Regions from separate parts of the Mus musculus genome. Here region 2 is linked to region 1. Evidence: chromatin loops called from intact Hi-C (ENCODE). Cell type or tissue: heart. All regions are shown on one strand. Links, peaks and the distances in the headings refer to the core of each region. The heading gives the core; the rest is flanking DNA.

Evidence for each region. A loop is a pair of places that touch in the nucleus more often than their neighbours do. Peaks named below come from ENCODE experiments on the same cell type or tissue, not always from the same donor. Only the 100,000 strongest peaks of a DNase experiment are listed, where the experiment ranks them.
Region 2: it touches region 1 in a loop (3-fold over the local background); 7 of 42 quality-filtered maps call a loop at or near these places.

The regions. Positions count from the first base shown.
Region 1 is chr3:149,349,396-149,360,277 of GRCm38, forward strand. All of the region lies in intron 1 of Gm30382 (a long non-coding RNA gene), which reads right to left. Among named protein-coding and RNA genes, the nearest start is that of Gm26468, 14 kb to the left of the region's middle. In heart, for the core only: no CTCF peak of the experiment used is centred there; a DNase peak (open chromatin) is centred at 4,786; H3K27ac peaks cover 490 bases.
Region 2 is chr3:149,440,471-149,451,352 of GRCm38, forward strand. Gm30382 (a long non-coding RNA gene) reads right to left here and starts at 5,129. Exons shown (of 3, transcript XR_001784032.1): 1 at 4,632-5,129. A630039O03Rik (a long non-coding RNA gene) reads left to right here. Exons shown (of 6, transcript XR_376220.3): 1 at 1-4,650. In heart, for the core only: a CTCF peak has its summit at 5,038; no DNase peak of the experiment used is centred there; H3K4me3 peaks cover 1,023 bases; H3K27ac peaks cover 923 bases.

The sequences.
Region 1 (10,882 bases), core at 1,034-9,033:
GCTTGAGACCTCGTCTTAAAGACAGGACCTGTTTCCTAGAGCCTTTCCATCACACAGCAAATCTGGAGTCTGCGATTAGACTCAAGAGCTATTAAACAGTGCCAGAGACAGGAGGGGGACTTCCACAGCATTTCCTTCTAGCAAAATAATACTCTCCAAGGAGCAGCCTCAGCCTTAGGTCAACCTGACTCAGTGGGAAGAGCGCCACCTATTGACCGTGGCCGCAGAGCGACAGCACCTGGCCACCCTTCCAGCTTACCCCCACCCCACCCCCTTTCTCTAGAGGGCTGAGGATAATGACCTTCTGAGGTGGTCTGAAGTTCACCTAAGTGTTTTCATATCACGCCTTATAATTTGAGGCAAACACATGAATTTAAATCAGTTTTTCAAACAACCAGGCCTCTCTTCTCATTTACTAGAATGGGGGGAAAAATCGGTTTTATTACCTTAAAGATGCCAAACAGTGCCATTTTATTACTGTGGGAACCTGGAAGTCATTTCCGAACTCTTTTGGCAAGGGTGCTATGCAGAGCGTCCAATTCGGCCCTTTAAGTGTCTTCTGAGAACCACCACACAGGCTGTGATTTACTGTCTCCAGGAGTTAAAGGGACCCTTTCTACCCTGAGACTGAAGAAAGAAAGGTGAAGTGTGTTTACCAGGCATCCCAATGAGACTTGCAAGACCAGGAGACGACTCTGAGCAGGAGGCAAAGACACTTTGAGGACACACACTTTTTCAACATGTAATTCTTATTTTGGTACAAAGGAAACTTAGGTTGAAAGTTCTTCAAAGTCTTGGCAGTTTGTGTGTATATTGATAAATGGGTTTTCTGGCCGGAGTCACATACATCTTACAGTTGATGGTGATATGGCTGGTTTACCCCTCTCTTCCTTGTATTGGAGCCCAGAAAGGGTTTAGCATACTTCCATGGCAATACAAGGTTGTAGGTAAAAACACATAAATAGAAGCAGGAATAATGGTACACACACATCTGCGATCATAGCACTGAGAGACAGAGGATTAGGTTGGACGATTAAGAGTTCAAAGCTAGCCTCTACCACTCAGTGAGTTCGAGGTCAACCTGGGCTTCTTGTGAGCTTGTCTCTAGACACATCTGAACATATACATTTATACATATACACCTGAATACATATATACCTATATGTGTATACATATATATATATATATATACACACACATATAACTTTTAAACAACCAAAACCTAAAAATAGCATATATGCATAAAATAAGTATGTTTTTTATATATAATATGTACATTCATATTATATATAGATACATATTTTACATATATATGTAAAATACACACATATTGTGAAGGTACAAAAGTTGCACCAACATATTCAATGGGCTAAACACAATTAAACAAGAGTTAAAAAGATGTTTTCATATTTCCTAATTTGCAAGCAGAAGATGGAAAGACTCCAGCCAGCCTTGTTACTGTTCACTAGTAACAAACAGGAACTTTAATTTCTGTGCTCTCGGTTGACACATCTCTAGTGGCTGATTTCATGGACTCTCAAAGATACACTATCATCGGTGTTAATTACAACATGTGCACACACATATCTTTTCTGCCTTTTATGTTATTTTGAGTGTGTGTGTGGGGGGTATGTGTGTATGTGGGGGGGTATGTGTGTGTGTGTGTGGGTATGTGTGTGTGTGTGTGTGGGAGTATGTGTGTGTATGTATGTATGTGTGTGTGTATGTGTGTATATGTGTGTGTGTATGTGTGTGTGTATGTGTGTGTGTATGTGTGTGTGTATGTGTGTGTATGTGTGTGTGTATGTGTGTGTGTATGTGTGTATGTGTGTGTGTATGTGTGTGTGTATGTGTGTGTATGTGTGTGTGTGTGTGTGTGTATGTATGTGTGTGTGTGTGTGTGTGTGTTTGACAGGCTTGCCCATTTGTTGCCCATAGTCATAAGCATTAGGAGTGAAACCACAGAGACAAACAGGACATTTACCCAGGGGACTTACTATACTGTGTATAACTGGCGCACACTGGACTCTGTTTAAATATCTAAACAAAAAATATCAAATAATGTTGTGATATAATCACGGAAATAATTGTTCAGTCACATAAAAGATGAGAAGCTGCTGATGCAAAAGAGTTTGATAAATTTCCTTTTCTTGACAAAACTCCGAACCACTGATTTCAAGGAGAAAGGCCAGTCTTCCCTCTGCATTTTCCTGCTTTGATGATCACTGTCAGAAGCAACTCTCTAAGAAGAACGTTCTTTCTTTCCCCGTGGTAAACAGCTCAAAATCTTTCAAGGGCAATGCCTCTCCAATAATGGCATGCTTTTCTCTTTTTGTTTATCTTGATTAAATAAGTAACCCATCAATTAATTGTTGTAGCACTGTGGAACAAACCTCTGGCCTTGGGCACTCTAGGCAAGAGAGTGCCTACTGCTGAGTTACATTCCTGGCCCTTAGCAGTATTCCACATTCATAAGCCATAAAATAAAGCTATCAGTAATGGCAGCCTGTAGTTTTCACATGTGTTTCTGTAGGTGATATCATTTTCTTGCAAAGATGTGGTTATTAATGAGGAAATCGTTCTATTTCATTTATTTTTGTTCTGCCAGGCAGGCTCTGTCACTGGGAGAAGACATAAATTACTGGAAATTGTGTGCACTCTGCTTTCTAGCACTCAGGCGATGTATCTATCCTAAAGTAGAGCCTACACCCACCAGGTTTAGGATGGAGTGTTTTCACTGTGGAATTGGACAAAGGTAACAGAGGCCAGGTTCTGCAGTAGCATCTTTCAGATCAGTGGCCAAGAATTAAGGAGGACTCTATCTAGAGCCAAGGAGGACTCCCTCTGGAGCCATCAGTGAGGGCCATACTGCTCTCTGCAATGGTGACTAGAACCCAAAGCCTCCTTCCTTGAAGGGGAGGAAGAGCGTTGAAAGGCTCTGATGCTCCTCTGAGTGGAAGGAAGAGGAGCTTCCTAAGAGCAAACATAATCAGTGCCTTTCTGAATCTGCGCCAATGGCTATCCCAAAGAAAAAACAAAAAGCAGAATTATGATTTATGATGGGCCAAGAGTGTTTCTCTTTATAAAACCGCGCAGCGTCACCTCACCCAATTCCTGTATTTGATTCCATTTACTTAGTTTATACCCGCCTCTACCCATCTACCACTTGATCACCAATCTAACTCAACTCCATATTTGTGTCCTGTTATTCTTTTATCTCTTCATAAAGCTAACCTATTTGGGTTCCTTACCCACAGAGGTCATGTGCTTCATGCCTCATTCAGACACTATTAGCTAATGGCAGGAAGGAAGACACGGAAGTGGGAGTCTCCTCTCTCAAGTTGCTTGAAAGGCTCCCATGGGACTGAGAAATCGAAGCTGGTTAGCACGGTAGGGGGACAGGAGGTGATAATTGCTCATCGACGATTGAGAGGCTTGTAAGTCACATCCCTGGTTCTGGGAAGTCTGTCACAAGAGTTCAAGTGTCAGAGGTAAAAGGTAAGAATTAGGTGGTGGTGATGGGGACAGGTAGTTCAACGCACAAGGTCTCATGCCTGTAAAACATGCCATTGTTAAGAGTTTATTTCTGGTCACAAGATGACAATGTAAAGGAAGCAACTCCTTGTCACACAATATGAAGCAATGATTCAGTTCACAGTGACCCAAGGAGGTGACAATGTACAGCTAAGCTCCCTGCCTCTGGAGGCAGACTCCCAGGGTGTGAATTTTGACTTTTGTTTCAGTCTCATTTCTTGCAAAGTTAGAAACAGCTGTCCATCTCAGGGTGAAGACTAAACGAATTTAAACATGAGAAACTCAAATGCACATAGCTTAAAAGAATATCATGACATACATGGGATATTTAATCTCATATAGAGTGAGAGGAACAGTTAGTTAGTTAGTAAGGGTGAGGGTGTTTCTAGAGAAGATTACTACCTAAGGTCAGAGAGACTCATCCTGAGTTGACTGCACCATCCAATAGACTGGAGACTAGGATGTGTCAGTGAAGAAGAGGAAAGCTATTAGCACAAGCCTTGCCCTCTGCTCTGCAGCCCACCACAACCTGAGCCCTTCTCCCCTGTAGGGCTTCCCTAGCATGCTGGCCTGAAAGTTCTGAGATAGCCCAATTAGTTTCCTCTTCCTTCCATTGTTTGTTCCAGGTATTCATTACAGCCAAGGAAAGTCTCACAAACAGAAGGAGTATAACTGTAATTTAAGGGAAAGTCAACTACTGCCTGTGTTTGTGAGACTTTCCTTGGGTAATGAAGATTATTGATAACAACACAATTGTCCTTCGAGGACATGTCACAGGCCATATATAGTGGGGTTCACTATACCCAACAACCAGAGGCTTCCTCCTCCATAAAACTTAAAACCTGTACAAGATGGAGAAAAATACCGGAAAGAATGCAGATGCCCTGCACTAAAGCTTTTTTTGCTACCTTCAGATTGGGGCCTTTTAGAAAGAAACTCAATGCCCGTACTTGTCATGCGCCAGCGTGCAAACTGCACCTGTGTGTTTCTCACGGGCTGTTCTGAACATCAACTATGGTGGTGTGCGTATGACTAGATTCACTTGAAGTTCTGTTCCCTCGTCCAAGAAAACCTTTAAGAGGTGAAGAGAATGAATAAAGGCTAATCTAAGCATTCTGAGGAAAATATCTTTCCTAAAATACACTCCCCAGTTTGAGGGATCACATATAAATAGTCGTGCCAGCTCTGGAAAACACTCTTGAATGTTACTGCTGACTTTGATAGCCGGCCTTGGCATCTCTGCCAGAACTTGCTCTCTGTTGCGGTTATTCTTAGCATACCCTTGGATAATGCTGTAGGTTAAATGTGGATGGCTCCTCCTATCACGCTGGAGGCAGTAATAATGGCAACTAAAGCAGTCATCTGGAGGATGAGCTAAGCATGAATGTCTTCTAACATGAAGCCTCTTTCTAATGTGTACATAAAAGGTATATGATATATATATATATATATCATATAACACACACATGTACACATATAACGATATGTGAGGATATATTAATATATATTATATAATATGTGTGCACACACATCTCTCTATATATCTCATATATATGATATATATATATATATATCATATATATATCCTCACATATAATCTTTAGAGTAACCCATGAGAAAATAGCATAATAGTAACTGAGTAAAACGCATTGAACATACTAACCTCTTTGCTGGGTATAGATCACATGTACTATTAAAGATTGCTAATCTTGTATAAGATAGAAATCCAAACTAAAAAAAAACAACCAACCAACCAAAACAAAAAACAAACAAACAAACAAACAAACAAAACAAAAAACCAAACCTCTAAACTATTAGGAAAACAGATATTGTACCAGATCTTTTTCTGGAATTGCTTTTTAATTGCAAATATTGTTTTATATCTCTGAAGCCAGTCGATTCGAACAGTATATGCAGACCAGCTTTAAATAAATTGTGCAGAGCTCCATGCTGTTAAAGTCTTTGGTCTCTCCAACATTTTTGCTGCGTCTCCCTGACATACCAATTACTTAATACTGCTACATCTAAAGCCAGGGTTCGTTAGTCTGCCTGAAGGAACACAGAGGTTCCAAGCTGGCATAGCTTCTATTTTATTTTTTTTTTTTTTCCTTGCCTGCAACCTGATTTCTTCTGGGTCTGACCTAATTCCTTTGATGCCCGGGGCTCGGAGGCCAGGGCTAATCTGGAGGAAAGGTGAGACAACTGATAGAAAGGCAAAGGAAGGAGAGAGCTGCACCCGGGAGCTGTGCTCTTCAAAGCCAAAACCAGCACCGGCGAAGCAAATCGCCCAAGTTCTACCCTAGTTTGTAGAGAGGAACTCGACGCAGTGTTTATAACACAGGTCTCTCCTCTATCTTGGTTCTATTAGGTAGCTAGTCAGCACTTTACAGCTAGGGCAAAGTGTCGTGGGGGGATGCAGGGTTGGGGCACGATAGCAAACTGCTAATTGGTAGCATGGCACCAGGAAACTCAAAGTAAGGAAAAAATGTCTGCTTAGAAAGAGGCCAGCAGCAGCACTGCGGAAGCCATCATCATGGAAAAGGGTTCCACAGAAGGTCACGTGATCCTCTCAGCTCTGTTCCTAGACTTTGGAACGTGCCGTGATTCAGGCTTTCCTAGACCTGTCCATTTATTTATTGTACCTCTGGGTCTGTTCTCAGGAGCTGTTTCCCGTTGCGAGGCAGATTCTTCTTACCGCTCAAATGCGCTTCAGACATCTTGTAGTCATTAAAGCGCCTAAGGCAGGGCCAAGGGGGCAGATTTTCCTAGCGTCTTCGCTCATCTTGATTTTGGATTACTTTGAGTCTTGAAAAGCAGGAAAATGACATTGTAAGCAGTGACCCCCCTTGCTTACAAACGGCACGTTTCTTTGTTTGAAACGTGAAGAAGTCATAATTTTTCATGGATCTACAGAAAAGGGGTGGCGGTGGTGTCCACTTGTGACCTGAAGAATGAGGGCTTACAACGCCATCCTGACACCTGCGACCATCAGAAGAGATAGATGCTCCATCTAAAGCAAGGAGATTCTCAGTGGCGGGATCCATCCTCAGCACAGTGCCCTGCCTCACTACCAGGCGGTTGTCTTATACTCCACCAACGTTCACAGTCATACAGTGCTTGGCTTCCCAACTCGGTATTCACGCGGCATCCAAGTTCATGTTTCCTAACCGTATGGACAGCTTGCGGACTCTAAGCAGACAGGAGCCACTGAATTTTGGAGCTTTCACTCTGGCCTGCCTTGGGTGCCTAATTGATGCAGCTTCGTGTTTCAGGATATAGATTCGGATTCGAAAACCTTATCTTAGGCATTTTTTAAGACCAATTTATTCATGGACTATTTATAATGTTACTTGACACAAACCTTATTATTATTATTTTTTGTGGTTTTGCAATGAAAAAAAAAAAAGAAAAGAAAGAAATGAAAAGCAAGAATGTGACTGGTCCTGAGTTTTGGCACCAGATGAATGAGATAAAGAAAAAAAAGGAAAGAATCCGACTGCCCCGAAGTATGGTGGAGGAGAAGGTTTATTGTAAATAAAAGGGAGAGCATAGCCAAAGGCTAGGGCATCTAGGAGAGTCCAGAGTGGACATGACCCTGAACCAGGCCTTGTGAGGAAAGGGGACGGTGGGGGAGAGGCAGACCTAGAGTCCAGGAAAGTAAAGGTTAGGAAAAAAAAAAGACCTGGTAACCAAAACGGTTGGATTATGTAGGGGAGGGGAGCTGGGGGAAGGACTGCCCAGCCCCTGGATTGGAGAAGATTAGGTTTATACCAGCATTGCAGACCCTGTAACTGGTAGGGACTGAGGGCTGCAGGGAGAGCCTGGTGGCCAGGTTCTGCTTTGATATGCTAATGACACCCCAGTTAGCCCTTTATCCCAGGTTTGAGACCCAGCATCCAGGAACAGTAGGTTTGCATGGTTTATATTTTCTTTTATACTTTTCTATTTGAATAGTGTGTGCAGCAGGGAAAGGGCACGTGGTGAGAAAAATGTTCCTATTAGGAAGGGAGACTAGGAAGAGGCAGGGAAAGAGTGAGAGAGGAAGAGGAGAGAGAAGAGAGGGGAGACAGAATCAGATAACTCATAACATATGAAAGTAACAGCTATAATTAGTTATAGTCAGAGTACTGGAGTGAGTTAGAAGGCATAGGCAGCGCTGTGTAGTGTTGCTCTGTTTTACTTAGCGTGAGCCCACAGAATCAACATTTATACACTGATGGAAAATGTTGGCAGTTTGATCTGTTTCTGTAAGAACTGGAAAGGTCACTTTAAAACAACATTGCTCTGTGCCATCTCCTACTTGACACAAAGAAGTAGAAGGTCATTTATCAGAGTGAGCTGGGGCCACTTTACCTGGCTGGCCCCTCCCACATAGAATAATGAGCACCCAAGACCAGAAACATCCATCTTCAGTTTAGACCTGGGACCATACCTGACCCCTCGCCCCCTCCCCATGTTTAGAGGTTTACCCTGCTTCTTTTGAGATCCATTGTAACACACGTGTTGAGCAGGTAAAAGATTAATTTGCATTTGTAAACATGTAAACCCTTGAGGGCAGTTGTATTTATGCACAGGTGAACCAGGATCTTTTAGCAGTAAATCTATGCAGTTGACATTTTTATGCCTCTCTCTCTCTCTCTCTCTCTCTCTCTCAAATTATTTTAAGCACAGGTCTAAGCACACAAACAGCTTAGTCTCAATATTAAGCTGCTTGTTGAATTCATCTTTGGGTTTATGATATAATTTATGTGGTTCATAAACAAATATTAGGTACAAACTTTATATGTATATACATTTATTTTTCTAAGATACCAACATTTTTATTACTAAATACAGTAAAGGAATAATTTATTTCTATCTTATTAAAACAACCGCCCATTCATAAATGACTCCAATTATACTAAAATAAGAAGACACTCTAAAAAAATGAGCAAGATCTTCTTATAGAACATCTAGAAGAGATTGTTTCTATTCTTGCTTTTTTTTTAATATATATACGAAATTATGAGGCTCGTTCGGTCGAATGGCTCCACATAAGCTGTGCTCTGCAAAATTCCCCTGCACACAATTTTATTTTTACAGAATTCTGATGAGCTGCGTGCAGTGCTGTGGAATCCTTCAAGCGAGCTAGACCTAATGCTTATGATAATGATCATAGCAATTACAAACACAATAGATACCCATCGCCTCTGATGAGGTCTGAATTCCCTAAGAAAGGGAGACCCATCCCTCTTCGTGAGTTCTTCCGTTGTCACAGCCTCATTGTTGATAACTAATAGGCAAAAATGGAAGGAAGAGATGCTCTAAAGCCACAGGGAAACAAAAGCAAAGCGCCTCTCTTCCTCCACGTGCTCTGCTAACCCCTTTCTCAGATGATCTTGGCAGCTCTACCTCTCTGCCTCACTCTCCTGCTAACCTCTCAAGGCTAGCCAAGCCAGCTCCTCCCCCCTCCCCTCTCTCCTCTCTCCCGCTGTTTCATTACATTTTCTTATGTGCATACCATCAAGTCCTCTTGGACACATAATAAGATTTGTGCCAGACTATGTTTCTTGGCTTTAATGGTTAGTTAGCTTTCCAGAATACACATGCAGCTTTATACATGCTTTTATTACTGACATCATGAGAACGCATCGCTCCTATGTTTACAATCGGGTGCTCACCCTTAAATAAAAGCCAGGAGACCCCTGGTTGTTTAAGGGAATCTTTGAAAAGCAGAATAAAAACAGCTGTTATCTGCTCGAACCATTTCATTTGCTTTCCTGATCTGCATGGTAATGATGTGTAGCAGTGGGCAGTCTCCTGTGTTCATTATCCACCGTACATCACAGCCTCATTCAGGTCTGAATTAGGGCTCTGTCCCAGAGTTCCAACACAATCATTTCACCCTCACATCTAGCAGGTGCTGGTGTTTGGGGGGCAGGAGACACGGGAGCATAAAACACCTATGCTTGCTCCCCACTGACCTCCAGCTTCAAGAGGCTGGATTTCATAGGCAGGGTGGGTTTGAAAGCACAGCCAGCTCTTTACTGAAATCTCATTCACCAGGAACACATTGCACACATCCTCTTGTCAAACAAACGAACAATAGGGTGGTCCTTATTAATCAAAGCCTGGCTAAACTAAGTACAGATGGGAGGGAACAGTGGACTTCTCCATGAAGATTTCTAGAAACAGGAGGAAATGTCTTTCACTTTCCTTCGAGAGAGAGTGGTCAGAAAAGAACTCAAATCAAATTAAGTCCAAATGAAAGAAAACAACAGAAATAAATAGAAAACTTTCAATCCCATTATTGTCAGGATCCAAAGTGGAGGGGAGGGCTGATGGTCCTTCCTGACTGCCAGTCAACTCCACCGTCCCCCAACTCATTCTGAGGATGCAGTACTACCCGAATTCTTAAGACACCAGCACTCTTGAGTTGCTTTGAACCCCCAAGTCCTCTTCTCTTATAGCAGACGTTGATGACTGGGGAGCAGAGTCTTACTTCACTCGAAGTCAGTGACCTTGAAATGGGGGCAGCATCTCCTCTGCAGAGTCCAGCTCATCCCTGACGAACACACCCTTTGTTGTCTTTAACAACAACAGGAATTATCCACAGCAATGGTTGCAATCTTGGGATGGTGAGATGGTTCAGCAGGTAAAGGTGCTTGCCGCCAAGCCTGACAGAGTGAGGTTTGATTCCTGGGGCCCAAACAGCAGAGAGGGAAAGAGAGACAGAGAGACAGAGAGAAATAGACAGAGACAGAGAGAGAGAGAGAGAGAGAGAGAGAGAGAGAGAACCAACTTCTGCAAGCAGTCTTCTGATCTCTACACATTTTTTTGTAGCACATCAAGACAAAACAAAAAAGGGGAGTGTTTTGAATATGTATATGTAATGTATATTATATATGTGTAGTGTGTGTTGAGTGCAATGAACTGTGAATCAGAAAAGCAAGAGAGTGTTACAAGAACACACAGGGGCTGGGGAACTAGTTCAGTAGACAAACCAGGTTCTAGTCTTTAGAAAGGATCTATCGTAGCTGTTTTAGCACAGTCAGTCCCACTTCTCTGTCATGCCATTCTGTTTTCTTGTAGCTCAGGTGGACTTTCAGTGTGAAGGAGCAGGAGATTCTAACATGTTCCTCATCAAGGCCGGGCATGGTGGCACATACCTTTAATCCCAGCACTCGGGAGGCAGAGGCAGGCGGATTTCTGAGTTCGAGGCCAGCCTGGTCTACAGAGTGAGCTCCAGGACAGCCAGGGCTACACAGAGAAACCCTGTCTCAAAAAACCAAAAAACCAAAAAACCAAAAAACCAAAAAACCAAAAAACCAAAAAAAAAAAAAAAAGATGTTCCTCATCACACACAGGC
Region 2 (10,882 bases), core at 1,481-9,480, 92 kb after region 1:
CCAACCACAGCAACAACAAGAAAGACGCGGCGCTGGCTGAATGTGATTGCAAATTTTGGGCTCTTCTTTGCAAAACAGTTGATCTTATGAGCTAGTGAAGTTTAATTTTAAGCTCCCATGTAATGACAACTGTCACTCTGAACTGACTGCTAATACATTTGAGAATTAAGTTGTCTGAATATTTTTTTTCAAACTTCCCTGGAGAGGAATGTCTTTTCGTTTTATTTTCAATTTCAAGGAGCTGACATTATTTTTAGGCAAAAGAATTCAGTGACTGGACTTATGAGTTGAGCAGGGAGGGATAGCTCCTTTTAGTGGCTTGAGGTCAGCTGTGACACCTTGAACTAAATGTATCTTCCTCTGGCCTCTTTCTCTTTGCCTTTCATGGTGGAAATACAACTCCAGTAATTTGACTTGAGAAATCAAATCTGAGTGGAGTGCCTTATAGGCTACTGAACTCACTCAGCAGAGAAGATGGTAGGATAAGCTCAAATTTAAATTGATTCCCAGATTTTCCCACTCCAATGGCTGACATCTAACTTGGCTAATCCATATGAAACTGGTCTATTAAACTAGCTGTAAAGACAAATTCTTGGGCTTTCCTCCTGCCAGCAGGTAGAGAATTTGGACTTAGAAGAGCAGCCCATCTGTCGGATATTTTAAGTATGATTTAAAAAAATACTAGTGTCACACAATGATGGCAAAATTTTTTCTTTTGTTCCCCAATAAATATGTATCTTATACGATCACTACTGTCCAATGGCCTCTACATCTTTTTTTACTAGATTTTATATGGATCCTGTGCCAGTGCTTGTTTATATTGTATAACCACAGGTCAATGATCAGTGTTTGAATCAGATTCCCATGGGTGACCTGTGTAATAGTTCATCTTTTCACACTGGGATGAAAGACAATAGAGGAAGTTTGAAGCTACCACAAACAGGCAGACAGAAGGAAGGCTGCTCTCACTTCTCTGTAAGGAGGGAGTCTTTTCTTTGCCTCACAAAGTGGGCAACACCTATGACATAAAAACAGTTAACTGTGCTGAGTGGCACACAGTCAGCATATTTAAATATTCCCTATCATGCTATCTGTCATCTACTCCTGCTTTGTAAATGGGTTGGTGATATTTTGTCTGGGGAAATTTCCATACAGATGTTCCTAGTGAATAGAACGGCAGAAGAAAGGGCTATTTCAGACTGCATTTGAAGGATGGTTCCACAAGACGGTAGAATATACTTTTCTTATGTGAACTGTTGTTTGGCTCAACATGTTAATTGTTATCAGAACTTCTCTGGAGTTACTAGGAATGGTAGTTAGATAAAGCCCCGGGTTAATTTCCATCAATACCAAGCTCCTTACACCGTTGATATTTCAAACATATAAAAAGCTGTCAATCTTGGTCAGACAGAATAAAGGAGGTGGTTGTTGTAAGACTGAGCAGACATGCCAGTCAATTACAGATGTGATTCTGTGTTCTACTCTACTAGAGTAACCATTCCTGGCATGCCACCAGTGAAATAACTCTTTAAGACTGCTATAATGCTAATACAGATCAAAAGGAAAAGCGATGAAGAAGTTGAAAAACCAGAAAAAGACACCTAGTTCTGGTATGTCCAGACAACAGATGGGTAAGTTGGATAAGATATGTTTGCTATAGGGAGAGGGAAAGAAGTACACTGACCGATAAGCCAGGAAGTCATCGTTATATGTGATTTCAAAGGAAAGGCAGGTTCAAATCCCATGTCTGCACAACTCCATGGCCTTGACAAAGTCAATTAACTTCTCGGAACCTTCATGGTTTTATCTACAAAGTGTGTACAATGGTCCCCTTGACCTGACAGCATTGCTATGAAGATTAAAATTATTGCAAACAAAGCAATAAGGATCTGATAAGTGTCCCCTGGATACCATAACCAATCCACACTCCAATAACAGTTCCAGGGTCTGGGAACTGTTTAGTGTGGCAGAAAGTCTTCCTGAGAAGCTCTGGGTGTGTGCAGATGTAGCAGCATCGGATGCTCTCTGATGGTGCAGATCATTTCTCCTCAGGCAGGGTTGCACATTGCCATGACTCCCACTGAACACTCCCAAAGTTCTGGACAACTTATTAACACCCCCTATAGTATCCTTTTAAGATGGAAATTTATCTTTTAAACTGCATTCGGTAAAACCAGCAGAAGGGACTCAGGGGGGAATAACAAACCACTATTAAATACAGCCGTGAGGGTTCTCGGTGCTCAACATTTTGCTGCAAGGCACACTGAAACGGAGTGGATGTAACTTATCCTGAGCAGTTGCTTGAATGAGTTAGTGGAGGAATGGGAAGTGTACAGATGAAGCAGAGGAACCCAGGGGGAGTTGAAGGCTGTGACCATTTTATTTAGGATGCACAGTAAGACCTGACTAAAGGCATAGGAGGTCGGTCTTTGGAGACTTTCTTGAGGTTAGCAAACAAACGCAAGCATCTATAAAAATCCCTGCTTTTGAAATAGCCCTGTGAAATGATGGCTTGGGATTCCGGGGGGGAATGCCTACAAACCTATCAAATCCATGTAATGTGAATGCAAAGAGAATGTCTAGTTGGCGGCATTTTCTCAGGTCCCCAGAAGAGTGCCTTGCCTAGTTTCTCTGTCTCTCCTTAGCTTGCCTGCTGACAGAGTATCTGTGGTTTCCTTTGTTCTGAAAGGGCACCCTTTAGTTCACAGTAGTCTGAAGTTCGCCCAGCCAGGCTATCCTGTACACTCTCTATCTGTCTGAGTCTCCCTGTGGGGTTTGGGGCAATGAGTGGGACTCCCATCCAAATCCCTTTGGCTGTAGGAGAGTCTCCCTTGACCATAATCCTTTTCCCCCTGTAGTACTGAGGCTCATATGAAAAACTACAATGACAATGACTGCGCAGGACATATTCAAGAGCAGCCCCATGGCTCCCACAGATACTTTCAATCAGCCTTTCCTGGCAAGCCTCAGCTTACTGTACAGCTCAGTAAAAGAGTTTGAAAAGAAACTCTAATTGCTAGGTAAGCCATAAGTCAAATTCCTCTTTTCTCACCGTGAAGGGTTTTTATTACCCACGGCTGTAAATGCCAGCCCCCATCCTTGCAGAATAGCTTTCAGACCAGAGGACAAATAAAATGCTAAGAGGCAAAAGATATGTATCTGTTAAATTCTACATATAGCACCCTAACAAATGCCGGAGGCAGAGAGCTAGCCCTCTGTACAGTAGCAACACTTGTGCCGATGGGCTTCTTTATGCTAGCAATGACAGAGTTCCATGCCCTGCACTACTGGACTCAAAATTCAGAGTGCAATCTTTTCAGCACAGCATTCAGTACCAAAAGGAAAAAGGAAACACACAGTTCTGACACTGAGATATTTTATGTGGATAATAAATCCACCCCCCCAAACTCTACTAACTACAAGTATCTACCTAGAAGATAGAGTCTGAAATTTATGACATCAGAATGATTGGGTATACCAGAAAACATTTTTTCCCCTTCTTTTCAGGACTGTCAACTTTGTTTACTGTTTATGTTCAATTCTATCTCCTACAAGGGATTAAATATCCTTGTCAGAGCCATATGTCAAAATGCAAAATCATATTAACAAAGAGTATGTTCAAAGACAGATGACATTTATCTCCGTTGCAACTGGAATGTTCTAATTATATTTGTACTAATTCAAAAGATTTTTTTGAATTTGTAATTTCATGACATTTTGATGTGATTTAAAGTTAAAATGACTATGGAATGATTAAAATATTATTACAAGTCACTTCAAGGAAACACAGTTGAAGTATTACAAGCTAAGGGATTGCTTTCAGAAATAAGACGTATATTGTACAATCTATTAACCACTTCCACACATTTTTAAACCGAATATAACCATTTGACTATTGAAATCATTCTTAAATAACGATCTCCACTGTGCTATATACATGGCAGGGTTTAAAGAGCCCCTTTACAGTAAAGTTTTCTAAAATACGATTTAAATTTAAAAACAATACCTACCAGCACGTCTAACAACAGTAACGGAATCCAACTAATTGCAACACTTCTGCATAGCCTAGTAATTTGTGAATTGTGCAGAATAAATCTATTTGACAGGCCAGTTAGCAATAGAGCCTCTAGCATGCTGCCATGCCGCAGAATGAAGTAAGAGCTACCGTTTTCTCGCTGATGTCAAAAACATTTCAACAGTTAAATTTTTTTTTTCTTTTCCAGAGAAAATGCTGCAAGAAGGTTCCAGGTTCAGGCAAACAATACACAGCCACCTTCTCACGGTTGAATTTTACACTTGGCTGTAATTGGCAGAAGTTAAACCATCTAAAGAGGTTATTATTTTTTTAAGAGGGAAAACTTGATAGCCAATTGTATTTCTAGGTTAGAGAGTAGACACTCTAATCTTCCTTGCTTGGTAAAACTGAAGCTGGCTATGTGGAAAATAAACATCCAAATACCCCCGCACTTAAACAATTGCACCTACACCGTTAAGTAACAAAAGCCAGAGACACCTGGAATCACAGCATTTGCGCCCTGTGCCAGCAACAATGTAACGCATTCCAGTGACATTTGACAATGAGCAGACAGAAGAGGCATTACACGCGTCTTTAGAAGAATCAGGCTTCCTACCTTCAAGAGACAGATGGAGGTAAGTTCCTTTATAAGAAAAAGTTGTAAGCAAAACCAGGCAGCAGTTGAAGTCAATTGAGTCCTTTCTGCTACTGTATACATACAGCAGTTCTGCAATAAGGGGAGAGATAGAATGGGAGGAGCGGCTGTGAACGAGTGACCTCCTCAGGCTGAGTCCTCTCCGGGAACCACACACTGACAACCAGTTTCTGATTTGCATGGATTATCTCCACTTGACCAGATCCTCCGCAGATACATTTAAAAGGAGCTGGTACAATGGTTAAAATGATGAGAGAGAGAGAGAGAGAGAGAGAGAGAGAGAGAGAGAGAGAGAAACAGACACGAGATCGCAGAGCGTGGATAAGCTGGGGCGTGCAGAATTGTGTCTCAGAAGAGCTACAGCTCCCTCTTCATGCCACAGTTGTAAGATAAGAAATGTTGTCATTACGAGCTGGTTAATCATAGTGAGAAATAGAGCCAGCTTAGTCCGAATGACACCTGCTCTGATTTCTGTGGACATTTTATGAATCTTCTTATATTGTCAGTAGGATTTTAGAGAGTATAACAGAAATATTTTACTAGTATCCAGGTAAACAAATTTAGACAAAGTACCAGTTTTGAATAAGATTAGTGCTTTAATTTGAATGGAGTAGCTGACAAGGGAAGAACATAATTTGCTGAAAGAAATATTGATTTGAATGGGAACTGATCCCTGGCAACTTTTAACATTACTTGCATGTATTCCAATGCAAATAGAAAATGATAATCTAATATTTATGAATAATTGATTGTCTGAAAGAACTCAAATCTGCTGCTGAAAAGAGGTTGTTTCTTTAAATCTCTTTAAATAACTGTTTTCATATTAATTTTCTCCTATGCTACAGATGTATCTTTACATATATAGGTGTTATTCACTTCCCCATTTAGCATCTTCAGAGAGATTGTCTGGTTGGTTATAGATTCATGTTCTCCTTTGAAAGCTGAGAAAGGCAGGAGAGGGTATGATTCTAACTTTTACGAGCAACAGCCACTTGGCAATTCCACAGAAGATCTGGAGCGAAGCGGGGGGGATGTGTTTGAGTGAGTTAGTATGAAGCCTGCCTTGTCTCTGGCAAGAAGCAGCTGCAGAATGCCCAACCAGTCACACGATTAGGCTTCTCTATGGAAAATCGGTAAAACCAGCTGTTGAACCAAACTGGTCACAGTTATGAGGAAGCTGGTGTTGACATGATATGAGCCAAGTGACACAGGTTAGGTATCTTTCAGTGCTAATCTCTCAGCATAAACACACAAGCATTTACAGAGGGCAAGAGAGATCTCCCAGCATCTGCCCTGTTGCTGCTGTTGCTGATGCTGTTGCTGATACTGTTGCTGCTGCTGCTGCTCTGTCTCTCCTGTCAGGAAAGATACTCTGTGACTGACGAGATGGACACATGTGATACTTTAAAAGAAACTGTCAAGGAAATGATAAGGAATTTCCATGAGACTGTAGAAGATTAGGGATTTTGAAAGTGGGCAGACTCAGTGGAAGTAACATTGTTTAGGAGACCATTGCTCATAAGTACTGGGTGAAGACAACAGTTATTTTCTGACATTCTGTAGTCTGATTGTTATGTGAAGGAATGGCTCCTTCCACTGAGTTCCTTTTTCTTCTTTCTTTCTAAATATCATTTGACTACAACTTGTAGATAACTCTGACTGTAACATTATTGGGGTCTTAATACCTTCTTCAGGCTGCAAGCTCTTTGAGTCAAGAACTGTGTAGGTCATAAGCCCTTTAGGACACTTCTCCAGGTAGTCTGAAAGTTCTGTTTATCTAGTTTAGATATTTCACACAATTCTTTTGGTAGAAAATAGATTGAAATTACTGGCCAACTACACTAGTTATTCCTGTAATACCTAGAGTCAGAAATTATTTCTTCCTTATTTTTATGAAATAAAGTAAGGATAATATAGGTGACATGCCATGCACAGGATAGAAAGGCCAGTAGTAGTTGGGTCTGGTTGTGTGTTTTCATGAAACCATGATGTTACATGCCTCCTCCTTGTATTGGGAACATCTTCCTGAAGGTGTTTAGAATTTGAGTTGTAACCTTTTGGTCACCACTACTGACTTGGAAAATTACCAGTATTGTGAACATAGGCATGTTGCTTAATATTTGTAAAAATAGGGGTAACACAATGCCCTCTCTTATATCACTGGCAAAGGTAACAAAGATGAGGTACCTGGCAAACATCTACTCAAGCAGCAGAATCAGAATCTGTTGTTATAATTATTAGAAATCTCTTTCCATTGAGTCAACATGCCTGCCTCTGTGAAGTGTTAGTATGGTGCCCATTAGATGCAGAAAGCAGAGAGTTTCTTTGTTTGTCCTTGGCTCTTTTCTGTTCTTTGAGGGAGACTCATTCCTGGTCCCTGACAACCAGAAGGAATGGCATCTCTACCTTTTTATAACAGACAGAAATAGAAGCACGCTTCTCAGGAGAGCTGGAGAGTGCGTTGTGGCAGCAGAGCCAACCTTCTGCACAGGAATAGGAAATGGCTGGTGTGGTACAACGTGAAGGGCACCCAGAAGCTCTCTGGTCCAGAAATATCTCCCCATCTGTCCCCTCCTATTCCCTGAAATGCCACCATTAGGGGCTCGTTTCTGTGTTTTACTGGCTTTCCATTCTTTTTTTTTTTTTTTTAACTGCACACAGAGTTTGCACATTAACACATTTACACTTGAGTGATACGTGAGTTCACAGTAGTTTCACTCGTTCTATCTGAGATAGTTTCTCTAGCAGCTAGGTGAAGACCAGCATTCCAAGAAGCCAGACTTCAAGTCAGGCAAAGAGGAAACTTGCTTGGTGTGTGCAGTACTGTGGGACAAAAAAGTTGCTGTGTGCATGGAGCCATTGCTACATTTCTTATGATGTATATATTTTTATGTGTATGCATGGTGTTTGTTTGCACATGTATATGTGGGTACATGCATGTGTGATATGCACTTGCACAGGTGTGAGAGTGGATGTGCAAGTTGGACGACAACCTCAGGCAACATCCCCCTTGTTATTTGAGACTGCATAGTCCATTGGCCTTGAACTTGCCAAATAGGCTCTATCAGCTGGATAACAAATCTCTAGGATTTGCTTGTTGCTTGTCCCTGCCTTCTCTGTGCTTATTGTGCGTGTGTGTAAGGGGGGGGGGCAGTGAAGGGAGAGAGAGGGAAAGAAGGAGAGAAAGACAATGACAATTTACTTAATGTTCATAAGATTCTCTTTACTGTGTGGTTGGTATAGAGAATAAAGGCAAGTTACCCAGGAAACGTTTAACCAGTAGACTATTGTTCTAATTACTAGAAATCTGTTTCCATTGTATTGAAATGCCTGCCTCTGTGAACAGTTACTAAGGTGGCATTGGATGTAGAAAGAAGATGGTTTCTTTGTTCTAGGGAAGAAATTTGGGCATTTGTGTGAATGGCAAGTGGGTTCCAGGGTTCCAGCCATGGTCTCCACACTGGCTTGATACATCCAATGCTACCAAGCACAGTTAATTTTCATACATATGAACAGGCCAAGGAGAACTTTGGATAGGTAACAGATGGAGCTGCAGACACCTGTCTGCACATGTTCAAGTACATATGCACTTTTCTAAGCTACTTACCAAGATGTATGAGCACCTTCAGCCTGCCACCAATGAGGATGTAGAGATGTTGGGCCCTGATCCACACAAGAGAGATGAGTATTTATTGACTTCTTAATTTTCTTGTTCATTTGTTCCTTCCTTCCTTCATCCATTCAATAAAAATGAGGAGTGTTTAGAGAAGTGTAGACTGCATATATATGAAAATATATGGCGTTTGTTGTCTTGTCTTACTCCTATGTATGTATCTCATGAAGTAATTGATTCTAGCATTAGAAATCTACACAATGGGAAAGGGCAGAGAAGTGTTGTTGGAGTGAATAAGAAGAGCTCTGCAGACAGGGTGCTGCTGAGAGTCCTTCTTGCGATAGGTCCTACCTTGAGGAGGGAGAGGGAGAGGGAGAGGGAGAGGGTGAGGGAGAGGGAGAGGGAGAGGGAGAGGGAGAGGGAGAGGGAGAGGGAGAGGGAGAGGGAGAGGGAGAAGAGGAGAAGGAGGAGGAGAAGGAGGAAGAAGAAGAAGAAGAAGAAGAAGAAGAAGAAGAAGAAGAAGAAGAAGAAGAAGAAGAAGAAGAAGAAGAAGAAGAAGAAAGAGAGAGAGAGAGAGAGAGAGAGAGAGAGAACAGTAGGAAACACACCAGAAATGCACACAGGTCTCACATGCTCTGAGCATCTTCAGCAGGTGCAAGGGGATGCTGGGGAAGAGGAAGGGATGGGACAAAGAGAGGAGACTGGAACTGAAGAGGCCATGCCTGCTCATTTGCATCTTCTCCCTCCTTTGTCCCTGCATGCCTCACAGCACATATGTAAGTGAGTTTAAATGACAAGGAATGCTGTCTCCAGCAAGAAAAATTAGGAGCAAGGACCAATTAGCTCTTGGATTTCGGTTCTTCTGAACTGGAATACTTCGGTTGCTTGCAAAGTGTTTGGTCCTATTCTTTACTCAAAGTGCTCTATGGCCCATTCATATATGAATTAAAATTAATTGTGTTTGGAGACTTTGGGTGTAGCAAATCAGGGCGGGCATCACTGCTGGAGCCCTGGAACTCCTTTAGCATTGAAAAACTACAGCACTTTGAAATCCTTAGTGAGATGGATTACCAGCATAAATGCCATTAATACTAATGATGGTTAATAATTGGAAAATCATATTTATAAAAACAGCAATGATAATAAAGTCAAACCAGCTAGCACACCTCCCAGTTCTAATCCAAAATGCCACATTAGAGGCTCTCCATTCTCTTTTATTGCCCGAATCTTAGTTATTTTGACATATTTATCCAGAAATTATTGAAGTTTCTACACTTAACCCTGAGATGACAAATTGCTTCTTGTAAATATTACGCTTACAGTAAAATTCACTATAAGATAAATGATTATAGAGATATGGGACCCAGAAGTGGGAAATGTGTTTGAATTATAATAAGGACTGGCTCAACTTAAAACCAATTAATAACTGTCATTTTCTCACAAACACAGGACAAGAAACACCTCCAGAAAGGGCACCTGAACCATGAAAGGTTGAAAAACATACTGATGAACATATTGACTGGATCCATTAGGATTCTTTCAAATCACCTTCTGATAACGGTCTCCTTGCCACCATCCTGTCATATGGAGGCAGAAAGAATGGTTTAGGGTCTGGACAGATGGGTCTATAGTTAACAACATTTACTATTCTTGTAGAGGACCAGGTTTGGATCCCAGCACCCATGTGGCAGCTCACAACCATTGGAAACTATAGTTTCAGGGCATGTGACACTTCTCAAATCTGTGGGCATCAAACATATAAATGGCACATGTGCCTATCTATGTTCAGGCCACAGAATCAGGAAGGCTCTAGGTAATGAATAAGTACATTGGAATTTAAAAAACGTGTTCCTTTCTATTTAGCATAGAACAAGTTTTGCATGGAGTTCCTTCCAATCAACTCTGTGGTCTGAGCTTTAGTCTGTCAGAGAACTGACTCTGCTATTTTATTTCATAAAGTTAATTAATTTGGGGGAAAACTCATATTCTTCCACTCATGGATATTCTTGTTGTCTGCTTTGCAACAGATAGTTCTTAGCAATCAACAAGTCCTACTTGAAGAAAAACCAACTGTTCCTTCTATTTCCTTCACCAGACAAAAACTGGGTGGACATTCTATCCTTAGACCTCAGATTGCTCCTCACTATGCCTCCGACTCCTGGATGTTCTTATTTCTGGAAAATATAGCAAAGAATCCCTTAGCAATTACTCATGCTGAACTGTTTCTCAGATCACTCCTTTGTATCCACATCTCTAGTGTGTTCAGTACAAAACACAGGCACACTACCCTACACAGAAATGAGGAATGCAATAGCCCCATTAGACTAACTGCAACAGACAGGCCAGCAGCACAAACAACACGTTGACACACTTAGATCAATACGCCTCTGGAAGGTGTTCAGGTTCAGTGCACAAAGAGGTTCACATTAAGGAGAATTTGAAAGATGTAAGAGAATCTAACAGGAGCTGGCTGGGAGGTAGTGTGAATTCCTTACGGTGTATGGAGAAACAGAAAAATGGATTGTGCTTCAAGAATGGAGTCATTAGTGAAAATGACTAGACACTGGGATTTTGAATTGAATCCTTATCTCTTCCACCA